Regions from separate parts of the Homo sapiens genome. Here region 1 is linked to region 2. Evidence: chromatin contacts called from ENCODE Hi-C data. All regions are on one chromosome and are shown on one strand. The core of a region is the stretch at or near the end of the contact, and the rest is flanking DNA. Distances in the headings are between cores, read along the strand shown. Region 1 holds the start of GPATCH2L (G-patch domain containing 2 like). Region 2 holds the start of DCAF4 (DDB1 and CUL4 associated factor 4).

Region 1 (3,113 bases), core at 465-2,964, 3.2 Mb after region 2:
TGTCGCCCAGGCTGGAGTGCAGTGGCTCGATCTCTGCTCACTGCAACCTCCGCCTCCTGGGCTCAGGCGATGCTCTTGCCTTAGCCTCCTGAGTAGGGACTGGGACTACAGGCATGTGCCACCACACCTGGCTAATTTTTTGTATTTTTAGTAGAGACGGGGTTTCACCATGTTGGCCAGGCTGATCTCGAAATCCTGACCTCAGGTGATCCGCCCACCTCAACCTCCCAAAGTGCTGGAATTACAGGTGTGAGCCACCACACCAGGCTATTCACTCTTACAGAAGTATAACACATCTCACAATTGCAACCAATATTGATACGTTATTATTATTATTATTATTTTGAGACGGAGTTTCACTCTTGTAGACCAGGCTGGAGTGCAATGGTGCGATCTTGGCTCACTGCAACCTCCGCCTCCCAGGTGCAAGTGATTCTCCTGCCTCAGCCTCCCGAGTAGCTGGGATTACAGGCACGTGCCACCATGCCCATGTAATTTTTGTATTTTTAGCAGAGACAGGTTTTCACCCTGTTAGCCAGGATGGTCTCAATCCCCCAACCTCAGGTGATCCGCCTGCCTCGGCCTCCCAAAGTGCTGGGATTACAGGCGTGAGCCACCTCACCCGGCCCGATACATTATGATTAACTAAAGTTGATACTTTATCCAGATTTCCTTAGTTTTTACCTAATGTTCTTTTTTCAATTGCAGCGTCACACCCAGGACACCATATTACATTGTCATGCCTCCTTAGGCTCCTCTTGGCTCTGAGTTTCTTAGACTTCCCTTGCCTTTGCTGATCTTAACAATTTTGAAGAATACTGGTCATGCACTCTGCAGAATGTCCCTCAATTCGGGTTTGTCTGATTTTTTTTTCTTATAATTAGACTGGGTTATGAGATTTGGAAGGAAAGTACCATAAAGTGCCATTCTCATCATATATCATTCCACATACTATCAACATGATTTAGCACATAGTCTTGATCACCTGGCTGAATTACTGTTTGCCAGGTTTCTCCCCTGTAAAATCACTCATTTTCCCCTTTACAGATGTTGTACTTTTGGGAAGGAAGTCACTATGCACAGCCCACATTTAAGGAGGCAGAAGTTATGCTGCAGGATGGCTGTCTACATAAGTTATTTGAGATTCTTCTGTGGGGGATTTATCTCTTCTTCCTCATTCGTTAATTTATTCAATCACTTATATCGGCATGGGCTCATGAATATTTCTTTTGTACTTTGAGTTATAATCCAATATCACTTGTTTTATTGCTCAAGGCAATTTGAAATGTTCTGAGTAACTCAGTGCAAAACAACCTCTTCCAAAGGTTGTACCAGCTCACAGGGTAGACGTCATTAAGATCCATTTCCCCTCAACTTCACAGACCCATTAAAAAGGTCAGAAAGCAAGAGATAAGCTGACATCCCTGCCTAGCGCCCAATTTCTGGAAGCCCCTAAGGAAGATGAGGCCAGCATGCAGGGGTCTTTCCCCACGTGGGGCACCTCAACCCCTGAGACGCCCTTTCCCGGCCAGACCCTATTCAACACCCCTCCTTGTCCCCTGCCCCATCTCCTGGCTTCCTGTGGCTCCGCCCACCGCGGGGCGGAAGTGGGTGTGGCCACGGGCGGAAGCACTGGGTCAGGGGCCCAATCGTGCAGCCAGCCCCTCCCACTCGCCACCGCCCCACCCCTCCGGCCCAGACCGGAAATGAGGTCAGAGAGGGAAGCCCCGGCGGTGAGAGTCGGCCCAAAAAGCGGCGGCCGTTGGAGGTGGCTGCGGCAGCTGGTGAGGGGGAGGAATGGGTTGAGAGTGTTGGGGTCCTGGGGGCTAGTACCAGAGGGGATCGGAGCGCCAAGCCGCGGCTGAGCGGCTAAGGGCGTCTTGGGGCTGCGGCAGACGGCCGGAGGGTGAGGGTGGTGGGGCCTTGCTTTTCAGGGCCCTTGTCCCCATCCCTGGGGATGTGGGTCGGGCCGTCTCCGGGGCCACAGCCCCCTCTTCCCCTTTCTTCTTTCTGCCTCTCTGGGGCGGGCTGCAGCCTGAGGGCTTGGTGTCCCGAGCCATGGTCGCCCCAGCCCTCAGGGACGGGCCGGGGCGTGGTGGAGAGTCCTTCGAAACACAGTTTTTGTCATATATGTGGCCATGTTGCGACCCCCGATCCCGGAGGGAGCTCAGTCGCCAAGACTTGCATTTTGGCAGTTTCTGCCCTAGAAGAGCCGATCCCCGCCCCTCGTGAGCCCAAATGAGCAGTTGCCTCCTGCCTCTCCCACCTCCTACTCCGCCCCTCACTTCCACCCTGCTCCTGTCTCTCTTCTTACTTGCTGTCCACCAGCTACCCGTTCCTTCCTGTGCGTGACTCAGCCTCATCTCTGCCCGGGTGCGTGCCTGGCCGCCGGGTCCTCTCGAGAGTGTGCATCCGCGACTGGAGATGGGGAGTTCTAGGGTTCTTTTGTCACTACTGTTGGAATTACAGGCTTTGAGGCAGGAAAGGATTCTGCACAGGCATTCGACTGCAAGTTGTTTGATGACTTCGTTCCATGTTCAAGTTTGTGCTGTTCTGCCTGAGGTTTTTATTTGTTCTTTTGTTTTTGTTTTTTGTATTTTTGTTGCCTGAGTTTTTAAAGCAGTAATTCTTTATTAGGGAAGTAGATTTTGACATGCTGTTCCCACTTGTTTCTTTATTTTGGTCTTAGGGACAGTTGTCTCCCAAACCTCAATCATGGCATTTTAATCCACTTTTTTTTTTCCCATTTTTTCCCCTTCTTTTCACAGGTGTTGATAAACCACTTCTTAATGCTTAAAAGAACTTGGTCTTGTTTAAATGTATGTGCTTTTGGACACTTTGAGAAGCTTCGTTTGTATGGTAGTTTTGGAAGTAGGTGTCACTATTGCTCCTACAGGTGTGGCAGATAAGCCAGAGGACTGTTTTCCTGTCTTTAAGTTCATTGGCATAGGCACAGCATGAAAATAGGTTTTAGAAAGCCCTTTGCAAAGTGAAAACTGAATGAATGGGAATATGGTCAGAGAGTGGCACCACTTAGAATTTTAAGCTGATCTTGAAATACTTTGGGCATAGAGGCAAGAGAAAAGTGCTAAAAATTTAATATGTATTTAATT
Region 2 (3,047 bases), core at 548-3,047:
TAAGTCTGGCCGATTCTCCCTCTGAATTCTGCCTCCCATCTGTACCCCCCTTCCATCCTGGCTACCCCCACCCTGGTTTGGCCCTCACTACCTTTCACAAGGACTGTTGCTGCAATAAGTTCCTTAGGGGTCTCCCAGCTGACTTCCACAATCTTTTCTCCCCAACCCCCTACACGGTGATTTCCCAGAAGCACAGCTCTAGTCCTGTCACTTCCCAACTCTAGAACCCTCAGAGCCTCCCATTGTCTACTTTTTTTTTTCTTGAGACAGGGTCTCACTCTGTCACCCAGGCTGGAGTGCAATGGCGCTATCTCGGCTCACTGCAACCCCCGCCTCCCGGGTTCAAGCAATTCTCCTGCCTCAGCCTCCTGAGTAGCTGGGATTACAGGCGCCCGCCACCACGCCCGGCTAATTTTTTGTATTTTTAGTAGAGTTGGGGGTTTCGCCATGTTGGCCAGGCTGGTCTGGAACTCCTAGCCTCAAGTGATCCACCCGCCTCAACCTCCCAATGTGCTGGGATTTCAGGCGTGAGCCACTGCACCCGGCCTGACTACTCTTTCCCTGGCAATTGCTGCGTCACCAAGCCCCAACCCACCCTGCTGAGTTTTCCTTCCAAGACTCCCCTCCCATCCAGCCGGCTTGAACCGGCCTCCAGTCACGTTGTTTGTTCAGCTAGAATTTTTCTCTGCCTTCTCTTCAAGGCCGCTCAAGCTTCATGAAGCGGTTCTTTATTCTGACTATGCCCACTTCTCTCATTTCCCTCATCACCCGGCCCCGCTCCACATACTGCATTTATCTATAAACTCCTGAGAGCCAGGAGTTTAGCCTGAAATCCTAGCTTCCTGGTTAAGAGCTGAAATGCCTTCGCACGGCGTGCAATGGGTGAACCCCACCGCCTGCTTTCTAACGGGTCCAAGCCGCGGGCAGGGGCCTGTGTTACGGAGCCGCATGACACACCAGGCCTACTGCTGGACCCCAACAAGCCTAGCCTCTGTGAATCCAGCTGTCCTCACAAACTGTCTCTTCGGGACACAAGCCCATCAGAGGCTTCCGTTTTCCTTTCATAAGATCTCATAACCGTCAGCTGATACCTGGGACAGGCACAGCACACATAGGTCATTCTAGAAATATTGGTGGTCTGAACAAACTCTAAGCTGGAGAGGACATGAGAATGATAGATCCGATTCCTTCTCTCAACAGAAGAAATCAAGGCACAGAGAAGGGAAGAGACTCGCCCTAGGTCCCACAGCAAGCAGCAGTACTGGAGCCAACACGGAGGCCCCCCGGTTTCACGGTCAGGGCTCGCTACGCTACACCCTGAACGCAGACCCAGGGCAGCGGCCTCGGCCGCCTGAGGCCACTGCCGAAGACTTCGCCGCCAGTCGTAACATCACGTTACTTCTGTCCCTCGCCTCACAGACTCCTTCGCTCTTTCCACTACAGCGAGAGGACTTCTCCAGGGCCGCATCACCCTGCGGAGGGAGGAAGACACGGTCTCTCACGAAAGGGTCTCCAGACAGTTCCGCTGCTCCGGGAGCAGCCCCCGGCCCCGCCCCCGCGTGCGCCTGGCCCCACCCCCAAGCGCTCCATGACCAGCCTCCACGTGCATCCGCCCCAGACAGGCCAGGCCTGGGAGGAGCCGAAGCCCCACTCCCCGCCTTCTTCATGAGATCGTCCCTATTGACGTCGACAGACAGAAGCCGCGTCCAGTGAGAAGGAAAGAACGGCCGCTATAGCCCTATCGGCTGCTACAACACCAAAACGCATCCACCTAACTGGCTGACGCTACACCTTGGTCTTTCCGGGTCCTTGCACGCTTCGCTCCAACTCCTGCAGAGCTGAGCCGGAGGGGAATCCGGAAGGGACACGCTGAACAGGTAAGACTGTGCTGCCTGGGGTGCCTACTGGCATCGATTCGAGGGCTGCCGCGCTCCCGCTGCAGAGCTCGGGGTGGGAGACAGGCGCGGCGAGGAAGGCCAGGGAAAGGGGCGGGGAGGGGCGGGGAGGAGTGAGCACGTGGAACGCCGGCGCCACCGGGCCTAGGTGGCAGCTGGGCCGGCGCGCTCCGCCCGTTCTGGGGCGCGTGGGGCCCTCCGGCCGGATCAGTGCTGCAACCGTAAACACGCAGGGAGGGCACCCCGAGTGTCGCCGCTGAGGGCGTTTCTCTAAGCGCTTCTCTGAGACCTGCTGCTGAAGGCCCCACCCGACACCTGGCGGGGGCTGGGCTGCGGGCCTTGGGGCGGTGTCCCCTGTGAATGTTCAGGTCAGCATAACAGGTTAGGTGTGGTTGAAGCTTACGAAGTGGCCGGCTCTGTGCTGCCGGCTTCACAGGCGCTAACATTTGCCAGCGCTATGATGTCCTTGTCAGACGCAGAAAGGGGTGCAGTTTGGTTGTCCGTCGGGGTAGCGCACAACTAGCAAGTGATGGGGCCTGGGTTTGGCCCTCGCCTCCACTCTGAGTTGTGAGTTAGCGAGAAAGCCACGCCTCGTGGGCTCCCCGGGGGCTTCAGAAACCATGACGCCTTTCACCATGGTGTTCTACAGGCATTGTCTTGTGACTCCAGCAGCGCAGCCAGAAGCAAAGAAAACTGAGGGGACGGCTTCCTAGAGGAAACAATTCCAAAGTCCCAAACTCTGATTTTAAATAACGATGGAAATTAGAGTCGCGGTGGTGTTCTTTTTTTTTTTTTTTTTTTTTTTTTTTTGAGGCGGAGTCTCGCTGTCGCCCAGGCTGGAGTGCAGTGGCACGATCTCGACTCACTGCAGCCTCCGCCCCCGGGGTTCACGCCATTCTCCTGCCTCAGCTTCCCGCGTAGCTGGGGCTACAGGCGACCACCACCTCGCCCGGCTAATTTTTTGTATTTTTAGTAGAGACGGGGTTTCACCGTGTTAGCCAGGATGGTCTCGATCTCCTGACCTCGTGATCCGCCCGCCTCGGCCTCCCAAAGTGCTGGGATTACAGGCGTGAGCCACCGCGCCCGGCCTGAGGTGGTGTTCTGTGGGTAACCAGGCCTGGGGGTCCTACCAACAGAGGTGGAATCCCTGTT

The links. Hi-C counts contacts between places; a loop is a spot of excess contacts on that map. Pooled maps may share reads with other maps.
Region 1: a pooled map shows a loop between it and region 2 (13-fold over the local background). The contact joins the promoter of GPATCH2L here to the promoter of DCAF4 in region 2. A Hi-C loop is called at or near these places in 5 of 50 pooled maps.

What each region holds. Positions count from the first base shown.
Region 1 is chr14:76,150,208-76,153,320 of GRCh38, forward strand. GPATCH2L (G-patch domain containing 2 like) reads left to right here and starts at 1,715. Exons shown (of 10, transcript NM_017926.4): 1 at 1,715-1,784.
Region 2 is chr14:72,924,667-72,927,713 of GRCh38, forward strand. It overlaps DCAF4 (DDB1 and CUL4 associated factor 4), which reads left to right and starts at 1,798. Exons shown (of 14, transcript NM_015604.4): 1 at 1,798-1,877. RefSeq lists enhancers at 1-776, 1,177-1,276, 1,567-1,836, 2,508-3,047 and a silencer at 2,007-2,066.